Linked DNA regions of Mus musculus: region 1 is linked to region 2. Evidence: chromatin loops called from intact Hi-C (ENCODE). Cell type or tissue: left cerebral cortex. All regions are shown on one strand. Links, peaks and the distances in the headings refer to the core of each region. The heading gives the core; the rest is flanking DNA.

The links. Hi-C counts contacts between places; a loop is a spot of excess contacts. Peaks named below come from ENCODE experiments on the same cell type or tissue, not always from the same donor. Only the 100,000 strongest peaks of a DNase experiment are listed, where the experiment ranks them.
Region 1: a loop joins it to region 2, with 3 times the contacts of the local background. A loop is called at or near these places in 4 of 42 quality-filtered maps.

The regions. Positions count from the first base shown.
Region 1 is chr12:17,416,887-17,432,298 of GRCm38, reverse strand. It overlaps Nol10 (nucleolar protein 10), which reads right to left. Exons shown (of 21, transcript NM_001008421.1): 19 at 15,338-15,412; 20 at 7,547-7,649; 21 at 2,204-3,184. The coding sequence ends at 3,065. Among named protein-coding and RNA genes, the nearest start is that of Gm36752, 12 kb to the left of the region's middle. In left cerebral cortex, for the core only: no CTCF peak of the experiment used is centred there; DNase peaks (open chromatin) are centred at 5,344, 8,013 and 8,489; H3K27ac peaks cover 524 bases.
Region 2 is chr12:17,536,927-17,552,338 of GRCm38, reverse strand. It overlaps Odc1 (ornithine decarboxylase, structural 1), which reads right to left and starts at 7,466. Exons shown (of 12, transcript NM_013614.2): 1 at 7,171-7,466; 2 at 5,146-5,243; 3 at 4,939-5,056; 4 at 4,533-4,706; 5 at 4,217-4,389; 6 at 3,896-4,030; 7 at 3,713-3,794; 8 at 3,469-3,552; 9 at 2,753-2,915; 10 at 2,559-2,671; 11 at 2,262-2,476; 12 at 837-1,732. The coding sequence starts at 5,040. The coding sequence ends at 1,588. Gm22748 (a small nucleolar RNA gene) reads right to left here and starts at 6,193; the gene lies at 6,058-6,193. In left cerebral cortex, for the core only: a CTCF peak has its summit at 7,751; a DNase peak (open chromatin) is centred at 7,577; H3K4me3 peaks cover 2,208 bases; H3K27ac peaks cover 1,638 bases.

The DNA of each region.
Region 1 (15,412 bases), core at 3,692-11,691, 120 kb after region 2:
AATGTTCAATTCCATCCCACTCAGTCATTTGTGACAGGGCAGGAGAACACAGCGTTCCTCTAGCTTGTCTTCTTGCTGAGGCCACTTTAGGTTTAACTAGAATTTGCTCTCCTCCATGGAGAATCCTGTGGGAAATAATTACCAACTCTAAGAGGTCAAGATGCTCCAGCTAATTTACCTTGGCTTCTGTTATACTGCTTGCTTGTACAGCTCTTTCCCTGCAGCTGCCAAGTGAGATACCAGGATGTGGTTTTGCCTTAAAAACCCCTTATGCTAAAAGCTTGGTGCTGTACTGGGCCTCAAAGACCTGAGTGCAGTCACCATTGGCAGCTATGGACTACGTCTGAGTGGTTTTCTCTGGTGGGCACCCCATAACGGCTTAAATAAACATTGCATGATGTGGTAGGCATTGTTCGAGAGATTAAGATACACAGCTACAAACAAAACATACTGATTAAAACATTCCCCCTAGTCCTTATTGAGTTGGCATTCTGGAAACAGGAGCTGACACTGGACAAGCTAGCTGAGAACTCACCGTGAGCACGTTGCACACTGCTGGGGCATGCTGGTCTACTCGACTGTTCCCCATCCATTCTTGTGTGTACCCGACACTTTCCATAGTAAGGTTCTAAATTTATGCTATACTTATTTGTGTGTGTGCACATGTGTGTGCATGAGTATATGAGCATGGATACTCATGTATAGGTCAGATATGATTTACTGTATTTGGTTTTCTTCTTCCACTCAAGAAGACTCTGTGGTCCCCGTGGTGACGTTTTGAAAGCATATTAAATGGAGTACCATTTGTAAACACATGCTGACACTGGGATGTGACAATGTAAATGGGGCAGAATTGACCAGACAGGAGAGAAAGTAACTTGAGAGGCCTGGGGGAGCGTGGGGAGCTGAGGGAATGCCCGGAATGTTCTAGAAAGAGGAAGGTCAGTGTGGTGACAGCAAACAAAGGAGTCTGTGCCAGGCAGGGTCCTTCAGGGACTCAGGATGTTACTGGATGAGAAGAGAACCAGGGGAGGATTCTGAGGAAAGGATCTGAACTCAATCTTCTTCCCAGAAGCCCTTCTAAGTCCCGCACCCCTGGGCCTGTATTTTCTGCTGTCTGCCCTGTGTTAATCCTGCCCCTCCCAGCATGTCTGCTTCCTTCAAAGGTTACTGATGAAAATACTTGAAACAGAAGATTTAGGCATTGGGATTGGGATACTAAAGCTTTGAGAGGGATCTGGAGCAGAAGAGCACACATCACTCAGGAACCCCAGTCCTCCAGGGCCTGGTGCCCAGCTTTGGTGCTACACTTCTCACACTAGCTCCTAAGTCTCACCGGGAAGGACAGCTGCTGGCAGGACTGGACAAAGCCACATCCTAGTGCTGGTAACGAGCAATCACAGGTTAGGGTTTGAGCCTGAAATGTCTCCCACAGGCCTCTAACTTAAACATCTGTCCCCAGATAGTAGTTAGGATGTGTGGGGATGTTCTTTGAGGTGAAGGCTAGCTGGCAGAGGTCAACCACAGGTTGCTCAGACAAGCCCTTTAAGGCCCTGTCTGGGTTTCCATTTCCTGGCCTGTAGTGATGTGAACAGCATCTGCACACCCTGACACCCTCTGAAACTAAGAGCCAAGATGAATCCCTTAAGTCCATATTGATTATTTTGGTGATAGGTGTACAAAAGCAACTGATATAAACACAGAAAAATGACAGAGTGGGATACCAGCATGCACAACAATTTTAAAATGGGAAACTTTGAGAAAGGGAAGAGAGGGCACCAGGGGCTCACAGCCCCAGGAGGGATCTGCTTAATAGTTAATAAAGAGGTAGGAGTGTGTGTGCGCGTGGGTACGTGGGTGCGTGCATGCGCATGTGCAGATTCATGTACCAACAGTCAGAAAGTTCTTGAGTACACATCACAGGCTAAAGAGACAAGGGTCCAACAACACTGACTGCTAACTAATGTGTCCTGCCTTGTGGACTCACCATAGGTACAGCCTAACGAGCTCCCATTCTATTTGTTTACATGAGAAACTCCAAAGTATGGAAGCTAAAGTGAATTTTAAATTTCCACAGGCAGGAGTCTTCCTCAGAGAAAATGTCCAAAGAAAAGCATCTCCTTTTATAGGCGCTGCCTGTATCAAATAGTACTTCATCAGAAAATAACTACGTAATTTTGTGATAAGCTAAACAAATAGCCAGTAGCGTTCACTTATTATTTATTAATTTATACCCTTGATATAAAAATAGCTTAAAAACTATACAAAGGAATATAAGCAAGCCAGTCAGCCTGCCAACATACTCATGCACATAAACAGGGCCACTCAGCAGTCATCATGTGACTCAGTCCTGAGGGGCAGAAGACAGTGGGGACAGACACTCTGGCTGGGCCTGGTGGTGCATCCCTTTAACTTCAGCACTCAGGAGGCAGAGGCAAGTGGATCTCTATGAGTTCAAGGCCACAGATTGAATTCCAGGACACCCAGAGCTACACGGAGAAACCCTGACTCAAGTCTCAAATAAACAAATGACAAAAAAACAAAACAAAACAAAACAAAAAACCCCAAACCATTCTTTTTTTTGGGGGGGGGGGGTTCCAGACAGGTTTTCTCTGTGTAGCTCTGGCTGTCCTGGAACTCACTCTGTAGACCAGGCTGGCCTCGAACTCAGAAATCCGCCTGCCTCTGCCTCCCAAGTGCTGGGATCAAAGGCGTGCGCCACCACGGCTGGGCTAACCCAAGCCATTCTTACAGCATGATAATGTCCTGTTTCCAGTAGAGGGTGAACTTTTCACTTCATGGAGGCCTTTCCAATATCTGAAATGATGCCTGATCATCAGCAGGGGAGAAGACAAGATTTAAGGGGGGCGGGGGAGGGGGAGAGAGAAAGGGGCAGCCACTTGGAAAAAGCACCCAGGGCCAGGGACTTCTCCAGGTGGGTAGTGGGCCAGTCAGACCACCAGCACCATGCACACACATCTACACGGAGCCTGGGTGTGATGCCCTTGTGAGAATCCATGGGGAGAAGCACAGCGTCTAGTTGCTCGTGGGCACATTTCTTTGGTCAGTGAAAGGGCCGGCCTCTTCTGGGTCTGGACCTCAGGTGGCTGGCCGACCTGCGCAGATTTTTCCTTTCCTGACGATGCAGTTTTTCAGCCTCCTGTTGCTTCTTTTGCTGTTCAGACTAAAAGAAAGTGAGGTGAGTAGAGGAAAGGGTCTGCTATAACCCTCAGGGAGGAGCAAAGGCTGCCAGACACACAGTCCTGCGACCAACACTGTGCAGCTCAGCATCACGTCCTGGTGGCGGCAGGAGTTGGACAAAGAACAATTTTCACTGTCAAAGGAGAAATTCTGAATCCCTGGGCAAAAAGAACACACACACCGGGAAGTGTCTGTCCACACACCGGGAAGTGTCTGTCCGCACACCGGGAAGTGTCCGCACACCGGGATGCTCTAAGAGGACTCATGCCTACTTCTGCTTGCACACTGAAACTCTGAATTCATTCACAGACTTAAAGACAAACAAAAAATGTTGCATTTTATCAAATGCATATCAAACGTGTTTTTTATCACACACATATTAAAGTGCATTATGACCTACACCTGATTAGATAACTCATTAGGGCTGGCTCCAAAGAGCTTTTGGATGCTAGGGAGGGAGAGAGAAAGAGGGGAGAGGAAGGGAAGGAGGGGAAGAACAGACTTGCTATTATTGACCCCTGGCAGTCTGGCAGGGATGGTCTCCACATGAGTTTTCTATCTTCATTTGCTTGAGAGGTGGCAATGCTCCCAGATCCCACTTTCTTTCCAGTGGCACCCCCACTCTCAGCAGACAATCAGTGCAGAACCTCCTGAATAGAGGAGCTAAGGAGTCTGAAATCCATACCAATACTTGCTGTTGGCACTTGGAGCTTTAGCACACTTGGATAAAATGCAGATAGATATTCACCAGTGTTTCCCTCTTGAAAAAACCATCTGAGTTTAAAGAGAGGGTGTGGGACGATATGGTGAGCCCACAAAGGGCCCATCTCTGCATTCTGGTAGCTTGGGTTCCTATATTACTCCAGGTCCATTTCTGATGACCAATATATCCTGTGCATTTTCAAAATAAACCCTGCCCAGTATGCCCTTCCGATTCAGGTGGCAGCCTCCCTCTGCAATTCCAGGGTCCCTTTCTCACTGGGTGGAGTAGGGGATGGAGATGTAACCACATCTTCCTGGTTCACTCCTATGGTCAACATTACGTCAGGCTGGTGAGGTGGCTCAGTAGGTGAAGGTATCTGCCACCAAGCCTGGTGATCTGAAATTGATCACCTGGGGGGGCCAAATGGTAGAAGAGAGAAATAACTAACTCAAGTTGCCCTCTAACCTCCACATGCATGACATGGCACCCATGCACGGACACACACAAATATATAGAAAATACTGTATGTCAGGCCTCTGCTTCCTAACACACTGCTTAGACTCTTTGCCATGAGCTCACAGGCACTTCCTCCACCAGAGCACTTACTTTGGGCTAATTTGGTAAATGTGTCATTTGCCCTATTTCCTTAGCAGAGAGAATGGGCTGAGCCTCGCAGCCAGTCAGAGCACTGCACTGGTTTCCTGTGTTAACAGGGAGACTCTGGCACCTAGGGACTACACTGCCCTGGAGACTAAACTGCACATCATCAAGACCCTCACAGAGTTAGCACAACTATTTAATTCTGATGAATGAGGCTCTGCGTTTGTTTCAGTGAGAACTTGGGGGGGGGGCAGGGGCAGAAGAGGGGGGAGCATATTCTGCCCTACATATTAATAAGTTCCCCTTAATCCTCCCCACCCTCCACAGTGTCTGCATCGCTAGACTACCTTCACACTCATCATCTTCCTGCTTCAGCCCCAAGAGCAGATTAGGGTTGTGGGTATGCACTACCAGGTCTGGCTTCTAAAATGCATGTCTTGTTTTTTGTTTGTTTTGTTTTTCAAGACAGGGTTTCTCTGTGTAGCCCTGGCTATTCTGGAACTCACTCTGTAGACCAGGCTGGCCTCAAACTCAGAGATCCACCTGTCTCTGCCTCCCAAGTGTTGGGATTAAAGGCGTGTGCCACCACTGCCCAGCTAAAATGCATGTCTTTAGATGTGCTGAATCCAGATAGACAGAATGCTGGGAGCTCTAAGGATTTTTGGAGTGTGGGCCTGTTGTTACAGTATGAAGCAGGACTGTGGGCAGCTCTGGACAGCTTCTCAGCCTTCTCCAGGCCAAGAGCTGCCAGAGGAGCTGGGAAGAGGCCTCTATTGTTCTGTGGACAAAGCTCCCCACACACAAGGTCTATCATTAGCCTCTCTCCCCAAGGCTGCGCTGGGAGACCATGCCACTGTGTCACCCACTCATCAAGATTTACAGGGCAATTAGCTCTTTTCCAAGTCAGCTTTCCTCTTTCTCCTTGTTCCTGTGCAGCTGCAGCCTACAGCCCTCGTGGGGCAGGGGAGAGGACAGACGCTAGCTGTGGAGACATACACACATTCTCCCTGTGAATTCTACTGGCACTGTAGAAAGCACCTACAGACATCCTGGGCAACTCCACGATTTTGCCTCAGTGTATCATATACAATAAACATAGAGCAAAGGGAAACGTCTATAAACAAATACACAAACATGTTTCTAAATATATATTTAACAGTGATATACTAAATAGTTAAGAGCATGCCAATCAAGTAATAAAACTCATAAATCAAGCATTAATTGACATAGCATATTCTCCCAAAGGGTTCTGAAGCCTACAGTTGATTCAGCTCTGATGTCACTTCAAGCAAGTCTCAGGGTATCTCCCCATCTTTTCATTTTACTACAAATTTACAAAATGACATTCAACTTTGTGCATTCTGACTTGAAAGTTCTGTGGCGTGGAAATGACTGCGTCTTCTCACTGCCAGAGCCAGGCCTGTGACCAGCATCCTCCCACTGAGCTATCTCCCCAGCTCTGAGACAAAAGCTTCGAGTGGGACGGTTACAGATCTACTGAACATACTAGAAAGCACTGATTGGCTTGTTGAGTGTGGGGATGGAGTTCAGCAGTAGTGTTACCTGCATGTGCATTGGCCTGGGGAACCGCTAGTAAGCGGTAGGAGAGAAAAAGAAAAGAGAGCATGAGGGAGTGACCCTTTTCTGTCGAGTTTTCCAACTTCACGGAAAGAACTGACCAGTGAGCAGCTCAGACGGCTCAGGCTTGTGCCTGCCTCACCGGGCTACAGGGGCTATGGTTATGGAATAGGAGCAGTGCTGCCCTGCGGTCTGTCGGGCAGAGCCACACAGAGAAACTGTGGATCTGTTCCTAGAGATGGATCCTGTTTCAAAGGTGACACAAACTTGCCCCTTATAGATTACAGATAACAAAGCTAACAAAAAGCCCTGTTACACAATAAGCCTTGTGTTGACAAGTCATACTCTGCTCATTTGATTTCAGGAGAAAAAGGCTAATGTATCAAGTGGTTTTAGCTTAAAATTCTGAGAATACATTACAGACTGACAGAGTTTTAGAACACTGCAAGAACCACACTGCTAAGTGTGTGTTCTTGTGTGAAACACAGAGCTCCTCCTGTGTATATTGAGAAAAAGAAAACCTCGAGGGATTTTATGGCACGTAAGTGGCATGTCAGTTTAGAGAAGCAGCCATAGGGAATGGCAATCACTTTTGCAGACACCCTTTTTGTACTTGATGACTTTGTTGAGGAATCTGACTGAGAAAGAGAAAATTATCTTTTTGAGAAAAGACACCTGTCATTTTAGTTGTTAGTTAATGGCAGATACTTAAGCAACTTAGTCCCTCCCACAATGTGCAAAAGGCATTAGCACTACAGTGCGCATAAGAAATAGATCTTTGCCGGGCAGTGGTGGTGCACACCTGTAATCCCAGCTCTTGGGAGGCAGAGGCTGGTGGGTCTCTCAGTTTGAGGCCAGTCTGGTCTACGGAGTGAGTTACAGGACAGCCAGAGATACACACAGAGAAACCCCACCTTTGCCAAAAATCTAAAAGAGAGAGAGAGAGAGAGAGAGAGAGAGAGAGAGAGAGAGAGAGAGAGAAAAGGAGGCAGGGAGGGAGGAGAGGAGGGGAGGGGAGGGGAGGGGAGAGGGGAGAGGAGGGGAGGGGAGAAGGAAAAGCATCTTCAAGACAATTTAAAACAGATTATCACTGACTGAGAAATCACCCTGGGAAATGACTTTATCTGGGCAAGTCTCTTGGTAGTCCTTTCTAGGTAAGTACTGGGTGTGTTTATCCCCTTCCTTGTTCCCTCAGACAGAGCTCTTGTGTAGCTAGGTTGTACGATGGGCCAGAGAGACCCAGAGGAACATAGGTTACCAAGCAGGGCTGCCTCCAGCATGAGGCTTTTCCCCCTTGACTGTTTTTCTGTAGCTGTCACCCAGCTGGGGCTCTGGCTATAGGAAACACTGGAGTAGGGAACACAGCTTTCTCAATGAGAAGAGCTTGGGAGAGAGGTCCCAAAGCCATACACATACCTAGAGCTTTTCTGTGTGAATTAAAAATAAAGTCATGGAACTACTCACCCTCTTGAGAGTAAATGTCAACTGCTTGCTGCCAACAGTGGTGTCCGATACATTCAATGTCCCATGTTTTGCTTCAAGTTTCAAACGATCTTCCAGAGTTTTGCTGTAGGAGGTTAAAAGAACAACATATTCATTAACATGCTTTGATTGACTATTTGGAATAAGGTTTAATTAGGACTGATCATATGAACAAGTCTTTCATGCACATGATAAACAGTAACCCTTGTCTAGCAGAGCCCAGAGTCAGCTGCCCTCAAACTGTCATTTTCCATAAGCACACTGTAAAAACAGTGGCTGACAAAAACACTAACTAATTCAATAGTTGAGGACCTCAACCTCAATGGCTGCCACTTAGCTCACTGGATTATAATTCTGGAGCTAAAATGCAAGGAGCAATGTTTCTGGCCTGTGTTCTCCTGGGGTAGTTTGCAGCGATGGTGATTCTAGGTCACTCTATATTTAAACCAGCGAGGTGGGTGGCCATGCAGTCCCTTGTTCACCTCCTACAAGGAACTGGGTGCAAGTCGAGTTTCCAGTCACAGGGGGTCTCTGACACCTTTAGTTTTTCTTCATCAACCTTAGTCAATCCCCATCTTCTGCATGGACAACCGAACACAAATTCTGTCCACACTGACCGGGAACAGAAACAATTTACATACTGAGCAAATTCTACCTGATTTCTTTCCATTGAGATGTCTGCTGGTATCTTAAGGTTTTGACACTCTGTTCCAGAATTGAATCTCAATTTACTTCTTGATGAGGTTTTCTAAACTATTCTAGGTTCTTTATACAATGGCTATCTCCCTAACTGTTGGTTGATCTGTAATTTTCTTCTTTATACTGAAAAATCCTTATGTGCTTCCAATGCTGGGGAGAGAGCGTGTGTGTGTGTGTGTGTGTGTGTGTGTGTGTATGTGCGCGCGCGTGCTGCATCTATACTAAGACAAAGACTTTTTTCTTTATAGTGCAAGCTGGTCTTGAATTCTAAGCAATCTGCTTTAGCCTTCCTAGTCTGCCTGCTCCAGAGCACAGCAGAGGGAACCAGAAAGGAAGAGTGCTGTTTCCCTTGCAGTTCTCTTTCTTCCTTTTCAAACCAAGTGAGTGCACAAAAATAAAATAAAAGCTCAAGGCCCATTCCATCTCCCACCTTCCCTTGAGAGACCCCACTGAGGACCTCTTAAAGTCCCTACTAAAAACCTGATAAAACAAGGAGCAGGGCAGTTTGTGAGAGGCATCCTCTGTCCCCTGGAATAATCTCTGTGACTGATTGCAAGTGGATCCCTGCTCTTGAGGGAGCTACTACACAATGAAGTTCCTTTGAGATTTTAAAGCCAAGGTTTGATGTTCACACCATGAGAAGTTCACTGCACTTTATAGCTACCTGTAGCGTGCTAAGCACACCTTCGTTACATAGTCTGAGGCATGAGTGGTTAGCAGAAAAGTGGTGCTCTTTTCTAGGCGATCACGTTATTAAGAAGCACTTTTAAAGCACTTTTCATCTTCAAAGTTCTTTACAGACTAACTAATTAATCCTTTCAACATCCCTGAGACAGAAGTATTTATCCTTTATAGATGGCAAAAGGGAGGTAAATGTTAAATGACTTGCTCCAGGCTGTATGTGGATCAAGTCTAAAGCCAGGGTTCCAGGAGGGAGTTTGCTTTTCAGGTGTGTGTGAGACCACAGATTTATACACATCTCTTCAGGAGACATGTCCATCAAGTGTTCCCAGTGACAAGCTTCCATATGACAAACTGGAAGGAATTAAAATCTAGTTGCAATTTTTTAAAAAACTCAAAAGTGAGGCACGAGCTGACTGGTGCAGCAGGCTGTCCATCTAGGCAGACTCCTCAACCTGGTCACGGCTGCTCTTTTTACAGCTCGAAACGTCGAGCTTCAAAGTTAGCAGGAATTCTGAACTATGGAGCCACCGAGACAAAGTGGGCCACAGAGCACCTTAATTTGGGAAGTAAAAGACTTTTCAAGTCAATTGTGGGAAATTACTACTCTTTAAGAACACCCCGACTTCCTCCACACTAGGGCACATAACTGCCTTTCTCCCAATGTTCTCTCCTCCTGTACCTGTAAAAACTTGTTCTGTCTAGGCTGCTCAGAGAGGCAAGCTGAGTGTTAGGACGAGCCATGGCAGAAGATCAGAGACAGCTCGGATGGTGTGCAGACTTCTACATTAAAGCAAGCTCCCCTCCCCTCCCTTTGAACATCAGTGTGTGGCTGCTACCCGGCAGGTCATCGTCTGCTGCTTGAGTGTGACTGGTCAGAGAGAAGATGCAGGACAGACACAGTGCAGCAGCACATGGGACAGGATGCAGGGAAGCAGGCAGGTAGGGGATGGGCTGGCTTCCTTTACTTCAGGCCCTCCTTATCCCCTCGAGCCCAGGCTTCAGGTCACTTCAGACACTTTCTAGTTGGTACAATTACGTATTTCAGGAAAAAAAAATATAAGCAGGACAAGTTAAAAAAACATTATGCTGATTACAAAGAGAAGACACAGGAATTAAGATTAGGAGCTGAAACACCCAGCTATCCAGGGTAGAACATAAAGGGAAGAGCCTAAACGATTAGTAAGGATACCTTAATATAAAAAAGAAAATGGGCATAAACTACAAGGGGGAAAAAAAATCAAATGAGTTATTTATTAGCTGCCCCAGGAAAGGAGAACGACTTACTTCTTTGAGGCTTAAAATACACACATACGTTATAATTTCTTTAATTAGCAACATTTAATTAAAAAAAAATCACTCTTCAACCAGTTTTTTAATCCCTCTGCAGGGGAAGGCAAGCTAAAAAGCAGAAGGCAACGGACCTCAATGTTCCCCAGAACAGATTCTAGTTACATGGTAAATGGAATCCAAACATAAAATATAAACAGTGCTTTAGTGTTTCACGTTTTAACACTAGGTACTCCTAAATCACCAGTGCTGGGGCCACTGGCTAAGAACATCTCTGTCCTTGCCGAGGACCCAGTCTGATTCCCAGCACACATCAGAGACCACATCTGTCTAAAACTCCAGGGTATCTGCACATACTTCATGCACATAAACTCAGGTAAGCACATATACATACACACTAAATAAGTGCATCTTTTAAATAACTGACAAAACTTTGCTTTTCCTATAAAAGTTTCAAATACTCTCAATATTGCTAGTTTGCAAGTGGTGCTTCATAAGCTCCAGTGAGGGTGATCAATTAAGCAGTCAAAAATGTGATGTTTCAATCTCTCAGCACACTCAACTAACCAGATGTATGGCATTTATCTGACTCAACAAACATGTTTTCCCTGGGATTCTATTTCTTACTAAACATGTCCTCAGTATTCTGTAGCCTTGCACATCATACAAAAGGGCTAGCATCTCTCAAATGAACACATACCACAAGCCCAGCCTTAGGGCTCCATGTGTCCACTGGGACACCACCAAGAAGACACCTTATGAACACAAGCTGCAATTCCAGCTCTATGCTTTGAATGTCAGATTTGCTTCACTTCACAGGGAACATGCTGGACATTTCAGTGCTACCCTCAACTGTTCCATTCTGCTTCGGGGTTTAAATCAGGAGCCACTGTTAGAGTTGGTGTCTGCCTCCCCTACCTTCACACAGCCTTTTGGGTAATAACCTGGCTCTGAGTCTGTAAGCTCCTCTTGCCCCTGGCCTTGGGTAGGGTCTAGGCACATGGACCTTTCTGGGTATGAGGGACAGCTCTATCTCTTCTCAGACTCTCTTTGACAGTCTGAGTGGCTCCTTGGAAGTACAGTCTCTTTCATACCATTGGTCTAAAGCTGAGAGACTTGACCATGGGTTTCTGAACAGGGGCCTCTTCTGCTTCTATGACTTAATTCTCCGATGAACACGCAGTATCGTTACACAAGGTGTTTGTGTTACTGAGGGAGGGACTGCTGAGGACAGGTCCGATGATGTTAATCTCAGCTGGACAGTTCTCCATGGCTTTCCAGGGGTCTGCTGGGACTTGTCCACACCCCACTGAATGCTCAGCACTCTACCTTTCAAAAGACCAGTTCCAACAGGACTCTCACAAACGGTTTCCTGAGTTTTCCCTAAATCAAGCCCCTTTCTTTCTTTTCTCCCTTCCACACCTCTCTGATCAGAGGATATCTGCTAGGCTAGGAGTAACAGACATGTGTCCTTCCTGTCCTCAGCGTCTAGGAGGGTCTTAGTTCATTCATACCAGGCATTCCTTGGATGCTTGATGAATGGATAGGGGGTGGGGAAGCTGATAAGTGGGTAAATAACTCACAAACACAGCAACGTGTAAAGCATGAAAATTTGTGTTGATGGACATGTGTATTTATCTAAAACCTGCTGACTATTGACTGTTTACTTTCTCTGCTACAAAAATAATTTCCAAGCTGGGCAAGTCTGAGTGAATATTTAAACACAATACATCCCATTTTGTTGCTGTCTTTCCTGGACTGCCTTGTGGTGACTCATGGGATAAACATAAGGAGTTATTTCAGGTCTCTAAAGGATAATGGTTCAATGCTTTACTAAGCTGTATTAAAATCTGCAAGCCCAGGATTTACCACAATAATCCAGTCAAGACTAGCACTCGGTAAACTGCTTTTGCCAGTGCTAGCCAGCCCCACTGGGTTAGCCCTTTAAGAAGCAAGCTAAGTAACCTCCCCAGCTCTTCTCATAGCGACTGTTTTTCCCACCGACTGTGCTTCGCTGCAGGGATTCCCTCAGCTGCTGTTTATTTCTTGTTTACTGCATTTTGTTTATTTAGTGCAGAGAAGGAGCATTTGTGGGTAGTCAGACAGCCTCTAGTAGCCAGCTCTTTCATTCCACCATGAGGGATCTAGGACCAAACTTAGGTTGCCAGCAAGTGTCTTTACCCATTCAGGCACCTTGCTAGACCTGATGTTTACTCTTAAAATTTTTTAAATTACCGGAACAATCTGCATGAGTGTGTGCTGTACGAGAGTGAAGCTGGAAGAGGGAGGCAGGTTCTCTGGGAGCTGGACTTACACGTGGCTGTGAGCCTTCTGATGTCAGTGCTGGAAGTAAACTCAGGCTCTTTGAAAGAACAGCAAGCACTCTCTTCCATGGAGCCATTTCTTCTGCTCTACTAAATAAGAATTTTTAAAAACCCTAAAAGTATTTTAAAACTGTGTTTTATGTATATGAGTGTTTCATCTTCATATATATGTATCATGTGTGGGCCTGGTTCTGTGGAGGTCAGAAGAGGGCATCAGATCCCCTGGAATTGGCGTTTCAGATGTTTGTGAACCACCATGTTGGTGCTGGGAACTGAACCCTATTTGTTGAAAGCAACAAAAAACCAAAAAGCCAACAGATGCTCTTAACTTCTGAGCCATCTCTTTAGCCCCTAACTACAAACTTTTCTCCTGCTTGTTTGTCACGTGACTATCCAGCTCCAGCCCACAGGAAGACTGTTCTCAAGCTCAGCCATCCTCCACCCCCCAAAGTGGCCTAACTCCTATGGCTACACTGAACACAATCACTGCCGCTTCCTACCAGCGTTTACCAGGACATGAGGTTTTCTTGAGAAGACCTGAAGGGGCAGCTGACAGGCTGTCCTTCCAGTGTCTATTCCATTCCAAGCACTAGCTGGGAGCGCACGAAGCAAGACAAATGCAACAGAAAATAAACAATAAAAGCAGTCTGCAGCAGTGGTCTGAGAGTAATCCTGGACAAAGCAAGTTGCACAGCTATGGTGTGCCCACCCTGCAAAGCTATTTAGCAGTTTCTCTAAAGGCTAAGGACAGAGCGGCAACATGACTGCAATTCCACTCACGTAGGTAAAAACACATTCCAGCCTGAGCTATGGTTAAGCCAGCTTGGGCTCTCTGTAGAGTGACTCTTGTCTCTAAAAAACCAAAACTAACCAAATGGCTGCCTCAGAAAAAACTCTATCCATGACACTCTCTCTCTCTCTCTCTCTCTCTCTCTCTCTCTCTCTCTCTCTCTCTCTCTCTCCCCCACTAGCTTCTTTTTTTTTTTTTTTTTTTTTTTTTTTTTGGTTTTTCGAGACAGGGTTTCTCTGTGTAGCCCTGGCTGTCCTGGAACTCACTTTGTAGACCAGAAATCTGCCTGCCTCTGCCTCCCAAGTGCTGGGATTAAAGGCATGCACCACCACGCCCGGCTGCCACTAGCTTCTTTATAGCACACCTTTTGCTAACTGGAACACATGTGCTCCTTGGTTCTAAGGAGAAGGAGCAGCTCACCATCGCTGTGCTAGATAAGCGACAGAAGTGTGAAGATGAGAAAAGACATGTTTGAACTCCAGCAGCAACACTGATGCCTTCCCCACCCCACCTTTCTTCCCCTGGACTTTGTAAAAATCCCTGTTCCTGAATGGAAAACTGAGTGCTGGAGAAGAAAGCTCAAGAGGCACAGTAGTATTGGCTCTGCGGAATGTCTCTGGCCCAACCAGCTGCTCCCAAGGGCATCCCAACTCTTCTCTCCAAGATCACTCAGAGTGTCCAGTGTTATCTCAATGCTCTGCTTACAGAGTCTCAAAGGGAAGATGCACTTTGATACTTGACAACTGAAAATAGTTCAAAACAGTACCACTTTTCTGAGGGCTGATGCGCTTTCAGGCTGGTGAACATTTAGAACAGAGCCATATACACCATGTGAGGTGGACAGCCTGGGAGCAGCACGCATATTACATGCTGCACAGCATCTCCAGGGCATGCTTGGCGTCCCACCGAAGCTCGGCACCCACTAAAAGGTGCTCCTCTCTCCTGTCTCTAAGGCCCTGGCAGCCACCACTTTTCCTATCTCCCTGTATTTGACTACTCTACTCATCTTCTATCTCTCCATTCAGTTGTAAAGGACTTAATATTTCAAGCAAAATTCTGAGTAAATTTCCAATAATCAGGTAACTGAACTAGGTAAGGTTTGCTATGTTTGTCTGTGTGTGTGTGTACGCACATGTACGCAGAGGCTGGTGGCCAAAATTGAGTACCTTTTTCAATTACTCTCCATTTTTTAAAATTAATTAATTAATAAATTACTTTTGAGACAGGGTCTTTCTGTACAGCCTTGGGATTTCCTAGGAGTCTAGGTTGGCCTTGAACTTGTAATTCTCCTGCCTTTGCTGCCTGAATGCTGGGATTAAAGGTGTATGCCACTACACCCAGCTTCTTCTTTTTTCTTGAGACATGATTTCCTACTGATCTTGGTTTTTGCAGATTTGGCTAGACTGACTGGCCAAGTTCCAGGATCAGTCTGTTCCAGGCATGAACAACTGCATCTAGTTCTTTTGCATGGGTGCTGGGAATCAAATTCAGGCCCTCACACTGGAACAGCAAACACTTTACCAAAATTGAATCCCCCAGCCCTTGATCTGGGTGTTAACCAGAGGCTCTGTAAGCCTCAAACGTGATGCAAGGAAGGAGAAGGAGCTTGAAGCATCCTGGGCTTCCTAACAAAACTTTCTCAAAACCAACAAATTAATTAAACATCACTTTTGTTAAGAGGCCTTTGCTATGCTGTCTGACCCGCAGGATGTGGACACAGCAAGTACCTAAAGGCTTGGGCAACCCAATGGAAAACACGGGACAAGAGTGAGGCTTTCAGAGATTAAGTGTTCTAACATATGTTAATATATGAAGACTTGAAAGGGCAGGGAGGGCCCAGTGGTTCTTTCTACTGGTGACTTTCCTGCTGGGTTGCGGGGTGGGAGCACCCCCACCCTCTCCTCTGGTACCCACCACCCAGAGAGAACAGGTGTGAGAGGACAGGAAGGTGAGAGGAAGGAGCATGGCTGGACTCCACAGGCTACTCACTTCATTAGTCTCTGCTTGGTGGCAGACTCTTTGAAGCTCCTGAACTCTTCGCCTGCTTTGATCTCGTAGAACTGG
Region 2 (15,412 bases), core at 3,180-11,179:
ATCTATTTGGAGGCTGGAGAGATGGCTCAGTGGTTAAGTGTACTGGCTGCTCTTGTGGGGGACCCATGTTCTGGAACTCCCCCCCCCCCAATCTGATGTCCTCTCTGGGCTCCTCAGGCAAAACCCACATGGTACATACACACATGTAGACACACATCAATTTGAGGGCAGCATGATCTACAAAACAAATTCTAGGCCAGCATATTGGGGCCCTACTTCAAAATAGCAAAAACTGAGTTGTACTTTCCTGTGAATTCCATGCTGGCTTCTAGCCATTTCAGTTTGAGCCTTTAGATTGGAACTTAGTCTTTAGAAAATGTATTGCTGCCAGGAGCTGGAGACCTGGTTTCCCCAGCTATACAAACTACCAATAACCAAGGCCTGGGGTGGGAGCCTTCAACCCTATAACATTTCCACCTGAGCCTACTGGCACAGCATAGGACACAGCAGCTTCACTTCAGATCTTCCAACTCCAGCCACTATTTGTGGCTCCCAAGAAAGTTCTTAGCAAATAAAGCCCCGTGCCTGGGAAAGGAAACCCTGGAGAGGAAGCAGCTGTTGAGGTGCAGGTAGTTCAACCTTCAGATCCACAGGCAGTGAGTCTCTCCATGACAGGTCAGCAGTTTTACTCAGCCACTTCTGCTTGAAATAGAGCCTATATGTAGCCCACACTGGTGTCTCCCAGTGCTGGGATCACAGGATATGACTGCCCTTCCTCCTGACCTACAGGTTTTCAATGCTAACTAGTTTAAGAGTCTGGCATACTTTGGGGAGGCAATAGGTGTGTGTGTAAACTATAATCTAAAAGGTCAGGGTAAAGATTTACAACACAGTAGTTGCTGTTGTTGAATTTATTACAGGAAGTTGACTGCCGATGTTGTATGATACTCCCAACTGTTACTAGGTGGTGATGCAATTGGGAGTCAAGGGTTGAGGGAACAGTCAGGGTTTCTGCAGGCAAGGACTTCAGATGACCTCCCTAGGAAGTGGCCATGCCAACCGGTCACTAGGCAGGTGACATTCCTCACCAACAGACTCTGGGCAACAAAGTTCTCAGCCAACTGCACACTTGGGATGGGCTAAGCAGACTGATGCTGTACAGAGAGGGCACAGCCTTGTGCCATCCACCTCTCCTCTGTGCTATGCGGGGCTAGCCCAACCTTCAGATCCACAGGCAGTGGGTCTCTCCATGACACAGCAGCCTGTGCAGATGTTGGTGCCTTCTTTAAGGATACTTGCAAACATTCCCTGATGCCCAGTTATTTCAAGATACTTTATTTTCACAATGGGTCACAACATAAGCTTCTGGCCCATTCTGCCAATGTACAAGCTACAAACGCTTGCTCAGCAGCTGAGGGGCACACGTTAGTATCATGTCTGAAAAGTGAATAAAAATCCATGTAATACAAATATTCAAAGTTTCCATAGGAACACAGTAAGTGTGACCCCCCATCTCCTAGCCTTCCATACTGCATTGGTGCCAACCCTACTCTCACAAAGACATCCCAAACTAGCAGTAAGTTAAATGGTCCCCCCAAATGCCTTAACACAAGCTAAACTTGCAGGCAAGAGCTACAAGAATGGCATCTACACATTGATCCTAGCAGAAGCACAGGCTGCAGGGTGACGGTCCATCCCGCTCTCCTGGGCACAAGACATGGGCAGCGTGCCATCATCCTGCTCCTCCACCTCCGGCGGGAAGCCATGGCTCTGGATCTGCTTCATGAGTTGCCTGAAAACAAAGAGGTACATATATTCAAAACCCAAGTGTCTCCAAATTTGGGCAGCCTCCCAAGAGGTCTCCTGAGACCTCACCCTTGTCACTACATCACCAGGAAACAACCCAATGCACCACAGGTCACAAATGCCAGCTGAATACTTTAGTTGCATTAATTAACATTTTAGTTGCAAAGGATCTAATTGCTTTTAGTTCTAAGACCTTTCCTAGTATAAGAATCTGTAAGCAAACAGTATTATTGGAGAACTCCCTTCCATTTATCTGTATTTAGATCAAGGTACAAAAATAATTTCTTATATCAAAAAGACAAAAACCAAAGTACAAGTTCAGTCCTTTTCTTGAGACAGGCAAGCAAGTTATTATTCTATCAAGGCCCTCACTCAAGTGATCCCTCCCCTTCAGCACATATTGTTTTCCCCATAGTATGTGTGTATGTATGCACCAGGGATAGAACCAGGGATAGCTTCTGGCTCCTGGTTGGCAAATATTCCACCACCAAACAAGCAAAACCAATCTCACTCACCACATTGGCCGTGACATTACATAGTAGATGTTTGGCCTCTGGAACCCATTGAAAGTAGAAGCAGCAGCAACAGTGTATGCACCCATGTTCTCAAACAGCATCCAATCACCCACATGCATTTCAGGCAGGTTACAGCGCTCCACGATCCGATCAAGGCCATCACATGTTGGTCCCCAGATGCTGGATGAGTAATACTTCTCGTCTGGCTTGGGTCTCTGAATGAAGAAGACATTGTTCTTTAATAGCCCCGAATCCTGTCCACCATTCTCACTGCTAAAGAGCATGCTCAGAACTTACCTTCTGCAGCAGGGCCTTCACATGGGCATGATCATAAAGAATGCAGTTAAATGATCCATATACTCCATCATTCACATAATACATGAAGGTTTGTTCATTTGACTCATCTTCATCTAGAAAAACAGATCACCCTAATTACCACCCAGCATATCAACTTCCAGTTACCCTACATGACTCACCCTGCCACCACATACCGTCAGAGCCGGGCTGCTCCTTCCACACGGTTTTTTTGGCAATGATGTTGACTGCAAGCGTGAAAGCTGATGCGACATAGTATCTGCCTGGCTCAGCTATGATTCTCACTCCAGAGTCTGATGGGAAGTACTTGTCCAGAGCTGGGTTGATTACACTGGTGATCTAAGAGGGAGAGAAGGGAGCAGCCATGTTATGCAGTGTGTAAGGAACAGGACATGACCCAGCAGGTCTGTCACCAGGCAACACCAACACCCCTCTCCCTGGAAACCAGTCTGCACACCATTGCCTATTCCCCTCTCAATTGTTCCAACACATTATGAATATTTTTATTAAACAGCACAAAATAAATTACAAAAGAGGGACAAACGCTGAAATAATTCTGTTAACAAATAATGCATGCCAAGATAAACCTCCTTCCACCCTGCCTAGCTCACATAATTGTACAAATATAACACAAGCACTAAACAATGGCTTCATTTCCTAGGAGACATTAAAAATATATGGGAGACAGGGATGACAGTACAAACTGAGACAGAACTGAAGTTCAGGGAGTTCAGGGCCAGCCTAGGCTACCGTACACCAGTCAATGGGATTGCAGCGCCAGGCCACTTGTTTGTTTGGCACCTTTTAATATCAGTAAAAACACCAAAATGGAACCTACTAGATATAAAATACCCTCTGTAGGTCATTAATTAATAATGAATGCTGTAATTACCTCTTCAAATTTAAGCTTTGTATCTTCAGATCCAGGAAAGCCACCACCAATATCAAGCAGATGCATGCTGAAACCAACTTCTGTCTAGAACCAAGAAAATTCAAGTCAAATTGCCAGAGTTTAAATGCACACGACAGATGGGTTTAAAATCTGTCATGCAGAAGGCTTCCCCAAGAGACAAAGTCTAGACTCTAATTATCTCAGACAGCCCCTCCCTCCCCTTGAACAAGTCCCGTGTACTCACTGCCATGTCAAACACACAGCGGGCATCCGACACTGCCTGAACGAAGGTCTCAGGATCAGTACATCCACTGCCCACATGGAAGCTGAAATACAAACAGGAAGCTGGTCTTTCACTAGTTCTCAGGAAGAGAAAGGGCCTTAAAATTTCATGTCTCAGCCTGTAATGACATCACTGAGATCTCACCTCACACCAATGACGTCAATATTTAGCTCTTTTGCCCGTTCCAAGAGAAGCCTGCTGGTTTTGAGTGTGGCACCAAACTTAACACTGAGGCGACAGACAGCTTTGGAATCATCAGTGGCAATCCGTAGAACCAACCTAGGTGGAAGTACACTGTGTAAGTGCTCTATAATGCTCATCCGCTCAGGAGCCTACGTGTAGGTGCTGCTGCTTGTCTGACACAGGGTTTAGCCTAGTTCTACTATGTATAGGAATAAATAAATGAACCAAGATATGAGTCTGCCCAACAAGGCCCGGCCTTTTGTGCTCTATCAGAAGACTCACTTTGCCTTTGGATGTGCTCTGGCGACTTTCATCAATTCAATTTCACTGTCAAAAGTCATCATCTGGACTCCGTTACTGGCAGCATACTTGATTTGAGAGACTTGTTTACAAGGATTTGCATAGATAACCCTCTCTGCAGGCACCCCAAGCCCCTGCACCAACTGTATTTCAGTCTGAAAGAGAAGAGCAGTGTTGGGCTCTATACAGACCAAGTCTGACAAACAAAAGCACATGAAGTTGTCATGTGCACCTCAGCTTATTAATAACACTTATTAACACAACTGATGCCTCCTTGGGGCGGGGTGAGCAGTCTTACCTTGCTTGCACAGTCAAATCCTGTCCCAATGGCAGCTAGGGTGCTCACTATGGCTCTGCTATCGTTACACTTGACTGCGTAAAAGGGAGTGACGCGGGGAAGAGCTTTTAGCCACCTCAGATGCTTCTTTAGAATGTCTCCGAGGTCCGCAACATAGAACGCATCCTTATCGTCCTGGAATGAGAACAGGTTCAGGGACCTCATTAGCTGTCCAGCAGCTGGCCACACTGAAAACCCTTTTCCCTTCCTTAATCAAATTCTATCCCTGTTAGCAGTCACTGACATGGCATGACCAACCACTAGACAGTCCACAGTCACATTCTAGATTCTCTGGCAAGACAGGCTCATGTATGGTGCTAGGAGCTCTCAGCAGAGTTGCGGCCTTCCGTGGGCTTCCCGTACTTACAGAGGAAGAGACTTCATTGATTTTTTGGTCCAGAATGTCCTTAGCAGTAAAGCCTTCATCAAGGATGTGGCAGTCAAACTCGTCCTTAGTAAAGCTGCTCATGGTTCTCGATGTGCTTCTGAAACAGGGGAAGCCGCAAGTGAGCGGGAACACACTCAAAGTCGTAGCAATGCTCCAGCACAAATCCACAAGTAAACCGATACTTACACAGGGAACCTGGAGATGGAATCAAATTATCACCAGCTCCTCACAAGGTCGACTTAGCCAAGAACTCTGAATGCTGCCTTCTTGGAGTGGTGGAAACACTAGTGAATAGAAACACAAGATGTGATCTCCCTTGGAATCTTACCATTAAAGGTTACACGCTGCAACCATACACCAGAGTAAACAGGTGAAATAAAGTAGCCAGTACAGGAAGAACTGTGGGTGGGAATCCCAGGGCCTAGGTGAATAGACACCACCCTCCCCAAACAGATTCCACTGTTCAAAACTGAATGCCACAACTCTATACATATGGGACATCTCTCCAAAACAGAATGTGTCTCAGAAGCATATCTGCATACAGCCCATTAACTCTGGCAATATTACTGTATTACATGGCTTCATTTCTGAGCCGTTCCAGGTCTTCAGAAACTTCAAATGGCATTACAGTAACTACATGCAGCCCTGAAAATATCTTATTCCTTCCCACTTTGTTATGCTGAATGATCTTAAGTGAATACAGTCATTATCATCTATCTAGAGCACTCAAACTCAGTGAACAATCCATCAAAATTTTCCATAAGGAACTTTCATGCAGTACTAGCATTAAAACAAAACAAAACAAAACAAAACAAAAACCCAAACTCTTCAAATCAACAGGATATTGTTAGTTACTATTATGAGACACCAGTATCCCAAAGCCTATATTGCCTAACAAAATGAGCACTTCTGGGATCCTGACTGTCCTCAAATGCCTTCTAATATCCACTTAGTTATGGATAATAACCATATGGAAGGCATTTTTGGTCAACTTTATGACTAACAAAAATAAGCAAGGTCACCACTCTTAATAAAAGCTTCTGTCTGGGCCTTATGAAATGGACAACAGCAAGTGGCCAAGTAAAACTCGTTTTTTTCCGTTGTGTGACCCACTTCAGTGCCTGCAGCCTACAGGCACGGAGGCTGGGCAATGGTTAGGAGCCACAATTTGCTCTAGCATGGGACACTATGAGAGGCCCACGGGGAAGAGCCTGCCATAAATCCAAATCCATGCATGGTTAAACATGTTAAGCCTTAATTTAACGAGACTTTTGGCAATGTCAACTTCCGTTAGCTGCCTAAACCTCTCCTAAGTTAAGACTAGAGAAGAGAGCCAGCCAACTCGTTGTATATCATTTACAACTGATGAATGGGCTTTGGCAGTAACTTTGTAATTTTAGGTCTTAAGTATTTTCCAGGCAACCTTCCGGTTTAAACACGAAAAGCTTTGAGATACTGTTTTGCCTTTCTGTAGCTTTGCCTAAATAATATAATAGATAAGATCTGAAAGAAAAATGTTACTAACACATTTTGGTATGGGAAGTAGCTAAATCGTGTCAGACAATTAGCACAAGAAGGTAACTCTGGAAGATATAAGCCAATTAAAACAGAAAAGAATTCCAATCAGTCAAAGTCTGCCCGATCTTAGGTTTGAATAAAACAAACCACTACATTCTTTGTCCTCTCCCAGACATTCCTGACAGGCTCTGCCCCCCACACTTTTTCCAGTTATTGAGGATTCTGAGTAGGGTTTCCGGGACAGCCGGGAACCCGTTTTCCCCTAAACCACTAAGTCATTCAAGGAGTTCTAATTCCAAGTCACAGCTGGTGGGTATTCATTAGCAGTGACTCCCAGACTAAATTTGGTCTACCAACTTCCACTCCGGGTCATCGCCTCTGCTCTGTACACGTAGTGAAACTAAAGAAAGCAGCAGGAAACTAACTGCAGGACCGCTGCTCGCGGCCGCGCTCCCCTGCACCTGCCGCGGGCTTGCCCTCCATCATCACCCGGGCAAGTGGAGCGCTGAGTCCGGCTGACGCGAAGAGGGCTCCCATGGGGGGATCCGAGGGCTTGCAGCCGAGGTCCAGGAGCAGCTGCCTTCAGGGCGGCGGCTCGCAAGGTCACCGGTCCCGGGCCACGTGTCCCCTGCCGGCGGCCGCAGTCCGGGCCTCGCGACACGTGGCCGCACATCCCTCCCGCGTCCCGCTCACCTCACAGCACGGTGGCCCGGCTGGCCTGACCCATGGAGGCGCCGCCGCCAAACCCCGAGGAGCGCCCGTCCGTCCGTCCGTCCGCCCGCCGCCGCCGCCCCGTCAGCCGCCTCGTCGAGCCCGCCGCAGACGCCGACCGGAGGTGGCGCCGAGCTGCTGGCTGAGGGCGGCCGGCGGTGGCGGCTGCAGGGACTGACAAAGCCCGACGGTGCGACGCGCCGCTACTTATACGCCGAGCACGTCGTCATGGAGACGCACCAGCTCAAACCAGCCGCGATCGGTTCCGGCCGGGAGGCGCGGGGGAGGGGCGGGGACTCCGTGGCGGCCAACCCGGGTCCCGGCGCCGGAGGCGGGGGACGCGGGCCGGGCGCGTCAGTGGGGCGGGGCGCAGCGCGTGCCCACCCACCCGCCCATACGCCCCGCGCTCCCCGCCGGGCCTCGTGTCGGACACGCCCTGCGGCAGGCCTGCGCACGCGCACCACATCACCAGTCCTGGCTGCCAGCATGCCGCAGGGCCCTATGGGCAGCGGGCGGGAGTCGGCTGGTGCATGCGCACATGTACCTGGTCGCCAGTCTCTCGCCCCCTACCTCTCCGCCTAGGCACACAATCTCTTCCCCCTCTCCAGGTCCTAACGGCTGAACCCAGACCTGGAAGACTAGCAAAATTCTTCCTCGGCTTTCCATTCAGGGGGTGGTATTCCCTAGCGGGGCAGGCGTATCGCAGATGCAAGCGGAGGATGGATGGGCCGTGAGCTGTGCGCCGGCCACATAGACTAGACTTGGTGGCGCAGACTGACCCTGCATCACGACCCTGTATGCCTAAGCCTGAAAGCTTGCTGAGAGACAAGCCCGCGGAGGCTGACCCGGCCACTCCGTGTTATGTTGGTGGCTTCCAACTAGATGTTAGGCATCAGTTGCATGCTAAGTACGCCTTCTATCTAAGCAAGGGTCGTATTGAAAGGCGTGTTAGGGACAAGGTAAGAGGTGGTGGACAGCCACCAGCTGTCTCTCTTATTCTGTCTTTCAGGGTAGCTACAACTTTGAGAAGCCTGAATGCGAACAGAGTCTGGGCAGTAAATTTGTATCCACCAAAGTTACATTGTTAAAGAACAAGTGGGACTGACTTACATATTCAGTATTGGAAAAACACACGAACACTACAATTTGTTACTATGTATACTATGTATACGATGTTAATGGTTTGTTAATTCTCAGTTAAAACCCCTCTCCCAGCCCAGACGTTGAGATACCATAGCAGTACCAAAAAACTAACTTGAATCACAGCAAAGGAAAAAACTTGAAGCTTTTCAAGGGCCTGAGCAGGGCCAGATGACCCACACCTTTAATCCCAGTACTCAGGCAGAGGCAGGCTTTTGTTTATTTGTTTTTTGTTTGGTTTGGGTGGTTTGTTTTTGAGACCTGGCCTCTCAGTTTAGCCCTGGCTTTAGTGGAACTCTACCTGCCTCTGCCTCAAGAATGCTGGGATTAAAGGTATGTTCCTTCTCTGACCAGCTAAATCTCTTAAGTTTGAGACCAGTATAGTCTACAAAGAGTTCCAGACCAACCACGGCTACATAGTGAGACCCTATCACAAAACAAAGTCAAACAAACAAACCCCACTGGCTTTTCTCCAGAGGTCCCTAGAGAAAATCCACAACCCAGCTCCACTCCCAAACTGTTGTGCAGTTTTGTGCAAGCCTTGGTCTCATGTACCCAAGGGTCTTTTACAACCACAAAGTCCTGGGAGGAAAAACCTTAGTACACACTTCCAAGCCTGGGTCATAGTCCATAGATATTTGTTGAATGAGTGAATGAAAGAACGAGTGATTCACTTCTCCCTGAATCATGGCTTCTGCAGAAAGAAACAAGAGCCACAAAAGCATCAAGCAAGCTGTCCATACAACGATGGGATGGGCATTTCACTCTTCTCTTGGGCACCCTGCTCTTCCTTAGTTTTATATAATCCTGGAGCAGTCACAAGGTACCATGCAGAGCAGGAGAAGGGTATGGGATCCCCTCCTAACAACCCTTTTCTTCCCCAAGGACCAGATTAGCTGTTTTGACCAGTCAAAGAACATACAGCCCCAAGCGTTCAATTAGCATCTTTATCTCTGTGATGGGAGATAATCATAGTGTTTTAGTTTTGGAAACCTTACCTGGGAAGAAGAGCGCAGGTCTTGGTCAGGAAGACCAGGAGACCATTCCAAATTATAAACTACTCTGGCTCTATCACAACTGCCTATGTATGTATGGCACCAACCCACCCACATTCCAATTCCTGCCCAAACCCTCGGGAGGTGGTGTCTTGTACATGATCCAGCTGACTGTCAGGGTGGGGACAGAAGGTAGGGAAGGAGGGGCCCATTTCCTGGGGTAGTGGCCCTGCTAGCTGGTGGTAGACAGGCTCCAGCATGGAGAGGTCCCCAAAGCCGGTCTGAAAGCAGCTGAGCTTGAGTCATAAGACTCAACTACTAACCTGCATTCAAGAAGACAGACCAGTGGTGACTAAACCCAGGCTTAGTCAAACGAGTGGCATTACTGATATTATTTTCACCGGTTCCTCCCTTTCCCTACCCATCTTCCTTAAGAGAAAATCAACAAAGGCTAGGCTACCACTCAACACAAGAGTGCTTGCCCCTTTCTCCCTAGGGGCAATTTGAGGCCCCAAGTTCCATTGCCATTGTCTCTCCAAAGTAAAGCGATGAGACCTTATAAAATGCCAATGTCCAGAATGTTATCCTGACATGCAGTGAGGTGTTTGTGCTAGATTGTGCAGAGGCACCGAAGGATGGATGAAACCAGTGTAGATGCTGCTATTAGCGGTGTTCTCAGTTACTGTCTTATATTCTGGGGCTGTCTCTGACTTTCTTAGGGACTCTCAGCACTTGCCCATGGTAAAATCCTGAATCTCACGCCCCTCCTTGGAGGTGCAAGCTCAGTGTCTACAAGTAGTGATGGTTGGGCCAAGTTCTAAGAGCTCTAACTTTATTTTTTAAGACAGCATCTCATGGAGCTCAGGTCCCTGTGTAGCAGAGCAGAGCCTTGAATGGCTACTGCCTCCACCTCCCAAGTACATGGGGTAGTTACAAATGTAAAGAGGGCCCCTTATGGGAAAAGAATTACATCGCATAAAGGAATAACCAGCAATTGTATACAAATCCATTTACTTGGTATTGGCAAAGTCAAGACAGGGCTTTCATTCATCCATTGGTTCATCCCCTCCTAACAACTCCTTTTTTTCCCCAAGGATGAGATTAGCTGTCGTGACCCATCCGAAAATGTGCAGCCTGAAGCATTGTTTGTTTGTTTGCTTGCTTGCTTGTTTGTTTTAGATAAGGTCTCATTGTTGTATGTGTGGCTGGCCAGGAATCTGCTATATAGATAAGCTACCTGGAACTCACAGAGAGTATGCCTCAGTATGCCTCAGCGGGTATTGAAAGCATGGGCCATCACACCTGGCTTCAAGATAGACTCTTAAAAGAGGAAGAGAGGAGGAGGAATCCGTATCCAAAGTCATATCTGTCTTCTAGGAAAAGAACAGACTAGCCAGACATGGTAGCACACACCTTCAATCCTAGTGCTTGGGAGGCAGAGGCAGGTTCAAGGCTGGCCTGGTCTACAAAGCTGGGCTTTGTACAGCCAGGACTGCTCACACTGAGAAACCCTGTCTTGGAAAGAAAGAAAGAAAGAAAGAAAGAAAGAAAGAAAGAAAGAAAGAAAGAAAGAAAGAAAGAAAGAAAGAAAGAAAGAAAGAAAGAAAGAAAGAGAGAGAGAGAGAGAGAGAGAGAGAGAAAGAGAGAAAGAGAAAGAAAGAAAGAGGGAGGGAAGGAAGAAAGAAAGAAAGAAAGAAAGAAAGAAAGAAAGAAAGAAAGAAAGAAAGAAAGAAGGAAGGAAGGAAGGAAGGAAGGAAGGAAGGAAGGAAGGAAGGAAAGAAGGAAAGAAAGGAAGAGAGCAGACTAAAGTGAGATTCCTAATATTAGGCCACATAAGGAAATTAGCACCTGCCTTGCTAAAGGTGCACAACTCAAGATACCTGGGCAATGGAGAGCAGTCACCAGACAAGTCACATCTGGATATTTGACCCAAAATAGTGTTCCACTGCTGTAACTCACCAATGCTAGACTTGCCCTGAAATTGTGTTGAGTGTCTCCAAAGAGCTAACCCTCCCTCCGAGGCAGAAAGTGTGCCACCTCCACTGATAATCCAAATAATGTGCCCAAGGCAGGGAAGGCAGCTTCCAGGTTGTTCTGAGCAATGGTGGCATCATCAGAAGTGATGGCATTGCTCCAGAGGATCTCTTCTAAGCATCAGACACCCATGTGTACAAGTCTCGGTATTTTTATTATGAAGAGTGAAGTTACATCATGACCCTACCTTACCCAGCCCTGGTAGAGCTTACTGGGATGGGACCAGACAGCAAGCCCAGTAGTGGAAACTGGGACAGGACTTTCCCAAGCCCAGCAGGCTCAGGGGCAGGTCAGTGGCCACACAGGACGTGGCAGTGAAGTAACCCCTGTCCTGAGGTTCATTTTAGTGGCATCTGTGGTTTCTGTGGGAGCAACTGGCTGCTAAGAACTCCCTCCTTATTGTGTATTTTCTAGAATTGGAGACACAAGAATCCGAGTATTTATCTTTGGGTAGTGTGCTCATTCTGCATGTCTGTTGAGTTCCTGTATATAAGAGACAACACTGGTAGGACCAGGTTCCTGAGGGTCTGCCAGGGGCCACTAGAAGGATCAGCTTCTGATTCTTAAAGAAAATGGCATGGTTGCTCTTTTTTTTTTTCTTCCTTCCAAGTGCCTGGTGATAGTCACAAAGCACATTTCTGCTGGGTTTTGCTCTTGTCACTTTTTTTTTTTGGCTGGAGCCACACCTTTGTGGCCCCACCTCTGGGAAGCCCCAGCGCTGACAAGCTTCCCTCCTCCTTTTGTGGTAGGGAACAGTGTCTGGCTGGCCCTTGCACAATGAAAGCTTCAGGAAGGTAAGCACTTTTCCTGGAGACGGTATGCCTGTCAATTTCCTGGCAAGTTGTGGTCAAGAACACCTTGAGGGGCTTCTAGGAAGAGAATCCACATGCGAATGTATCAGCGCAGGGAGGGGCTGTGCTGCGTGACTGGACAAGAAGAGTCTAAGCAGGACCTCCACCTGATGCTCTGTACTTCTATGCCAGGCCCTGTCAGGCCCCAAGGAGAAAGAGAGGAGCCAAGACAGTCCATTCTTTTTTCAAATTTAATTTCATCTATTGCTGTTGTTGTTGTCATTGTCGTCGTCATTGTTGGGTGTGCACGTGCGTGAGCTACAGTGCGCATGTGAGGTCAGAGGACAACCTGCAGCAGTGGGGTTACTCTTTCTACCATATGGGTCCCAGGGATCAAACTCAGGCTGTCATTTTTGGTGACGTGCACCTCTACCCATTGAGCCATTTTACCAACTCCAGAAATCCCATTCTTGAGTAGTTCATGTTCAGAAGGGAGGTCTAGCTTAGGGCTTTCGCTTTGTTGTGTAAGTCACCAGGGACAGTGGCTATAGGGACCCAAAGGCAGAGACATCAGAAATAACAAAGAGAAGATGTGCTGGGCTTAGAGGCATTTAAACAAAGCTGGGATGAGTTGAAAGGGTCCAGGGCAAAACCAAGCCATTTGAGCACAGAGACCTGGCCATGCAAACTCTCCTTAGGGAGAGGGTTGCAGGCTGTGGGTACATGGGCAGCAGCTCCCATTCTAGCCTCGCCTCCTTTCTCATGGCCTCAGCTAGAGAGTGTGGAAGGCAAGAGACCCACTAACTACATAAAGCCAGAAAATCTCTCCTTATAGTGTTTTATGCCTGGATTACCCAGGGTCCAAGAAGACAGTTTGGTGGAGGGGTGAACAGGAAACCACATGGTTGCAGATAAAGGTTAGTCCCTAGGCAGGTGATAAGAGGGAGTCCCTCCGGGGCTGTGTCGCCCTGGGCTCACAGGTGGGAATTGGGCTCACAGCCTCAGTTGAGGGCGCTAGAACCTCCTTGGGGAGAAGGGGAGAAGAATCCAGGGACAGAAGAGACCTGGAGGGTAAGGGGAACGTGAGAGCTGCCAGACTAAGGACGGGCTCTCCCCGTTCCCAAAGGCACATCCAAATCTTGCTAGCCATTTCCCTGTACTTTGTAAGAGTTTCAGTGAGCCCCTGAGGACTTTCCATATTGGCTTGAGCTATATGAAAACTCAAACAAAGCCTGGTTGTCTCTCATTTCCTTCTCAAACACTGAAAGGTGGGGAGGAGGGGTCTTTTTTATACCATGGAAAACTCACTGCTTAGGGGCTGGAGAGATGGAGCAGCAGTTGAAAGCTTATACTGCTCCAGCAGATGACCCATATTCAGTTCTGAGCACCCGCATGGAGGCTCCCACCTACCTCCCACCACCACATTAGTTTCAGGGGATCTAATGTCCTCTGGCCTACACAAGCATCTCCACATACATACTGCATATAAACTCATGCAGGCACACGTATCCATAGAAGTAAAAGATAATTCCTTTAAGAAGAAAAAGTAGAGAAAAAAGAAGACCCACTGCTGTCTCCAGTCCCACCCCTCCACTACAGCTTTCTTTCTTGCCAAGAATAATGATCCCCTGTTCCTACTCAGTGTGCTGTCCCAACTTGTCCCACAGACTCCCTTCCAGCACACCCCTCCACTCTCCACAGACAGCAGGCATCTGCAGGCAAGTGGTCTTCCAGTTCTTTTCGGCAGTACCTAGGAGTCTGCAGGTGAGAGGTAACCAGGCAAGACCTTTTTGGAGGACTGGACAGGAGGTGATGGGGCAGAATCAGCTACAACTCCTCAGTGAGCAACCATTTGTAATGTCTCAAGACTGGGTGCACACCCTAATATCAAAGTTCTCCTCTTATCTGTGCCTCTCTCATGGCTATACCTCAATATCAAACTGGGTTGGGACTGCCTGACAGGCTTGCGATAGGCCATGTCCTGCAGCAGGAAGAGCCCAGGCTACAGCTGAGAATGGAGGCAAGACCAGGAAAGGCAAGCAGCATAGGGGAATGGGTTCTGCTTGGTGGCTTTGGGCCGCCTAGCCAGCTCCATCAGGAAGTGAAGGCTTCCCTCCTCCTGTGCAGGCTCCTGACTCTCTTGGACACCAGAGACCCTGTCAAAGGCCATGTGAGACCTCATTGCATCAACCGATGCAGTGTTCACCTTCTGCAGGGACACTGGTGGATGGAACCCTTGGTCTCCTCATTTGATGTCAGGTTACCCAGGTGTCCTGCTCACAGCAAGCTGCCACCCCAAGTCTAACCATCTAACACGTGAATGGGACACCTCAAGTAAATAACCCTATGCCAGCCAATCACGTACAGTGGGCACCAGATCTTCCCCCCAGGTATCCTGATTCTCCAAATCCAACCACATGCACATGGCTGCTTGCCCCAAGTGAGCTCTGGAGTAATTTGTTACACAGCTATGCAACTGAAAGAAGCAGCTTGGACCCGTTTTGGTTTTGTTTGTTTGTTTGTTTTTGGTTTTTCAAGACAGGGTTTCTCTGTGTAGCTCAGGCTGGCCTGGAACTCACTCTGTAGACCAGGCTGGCCTTGAACTCAGAAGTCCGCCTGCCTCTGCCTCCCAAGTGCTGGGATTAAAGGCGTGCGCCACCACTGCCCATCTTGGACCTGTTTTGCTTTGTTTTGTTTTTTGTTTTGAGATTCTCCATATAGCCCTAGCTGGTCCTGAAAATCAGTTATGTAGACCAGACTGGCCTCAAACTCAGAGATCAAGCTGCCTCTGTCTCTCTGAACAGAGCTGGGATGAAAGATATCCTGCTTTCCCTATCAACTGCCCCCAAGTTCAATTTCATTATCTCTAAAGGGGAAGTAACCTGGGATAGTCATGACCACATAAGATGGCTTATACAGTGTTAACATTCTGTCTCAGCTCCACTCCACACTTACCTGGCTCCCACACACACACCCCTCCCACACACACACAGAGTTACCTGGCAACAGCCACGTAGGCCTGACCTACTATAAAAGGGACTGCTTGTCCCCTCCTCTGTCTCTTGCCTTCTTACTCCCTCTGTCCCATAGCCCTTCCCCCCTCCCCCACCCCCACACTCATGGCCGGCCTCTACTCCTCTACTTCTCTACTCTCTCTGCCTTTCTCTGCTTCTACTATATTCTTGACTCCCCTCCCCACGCCCTGAATAAACTCTAGTCTATACTATACCATCCATGTGGCTGGTCCCTCAGGGGGAAGGGATG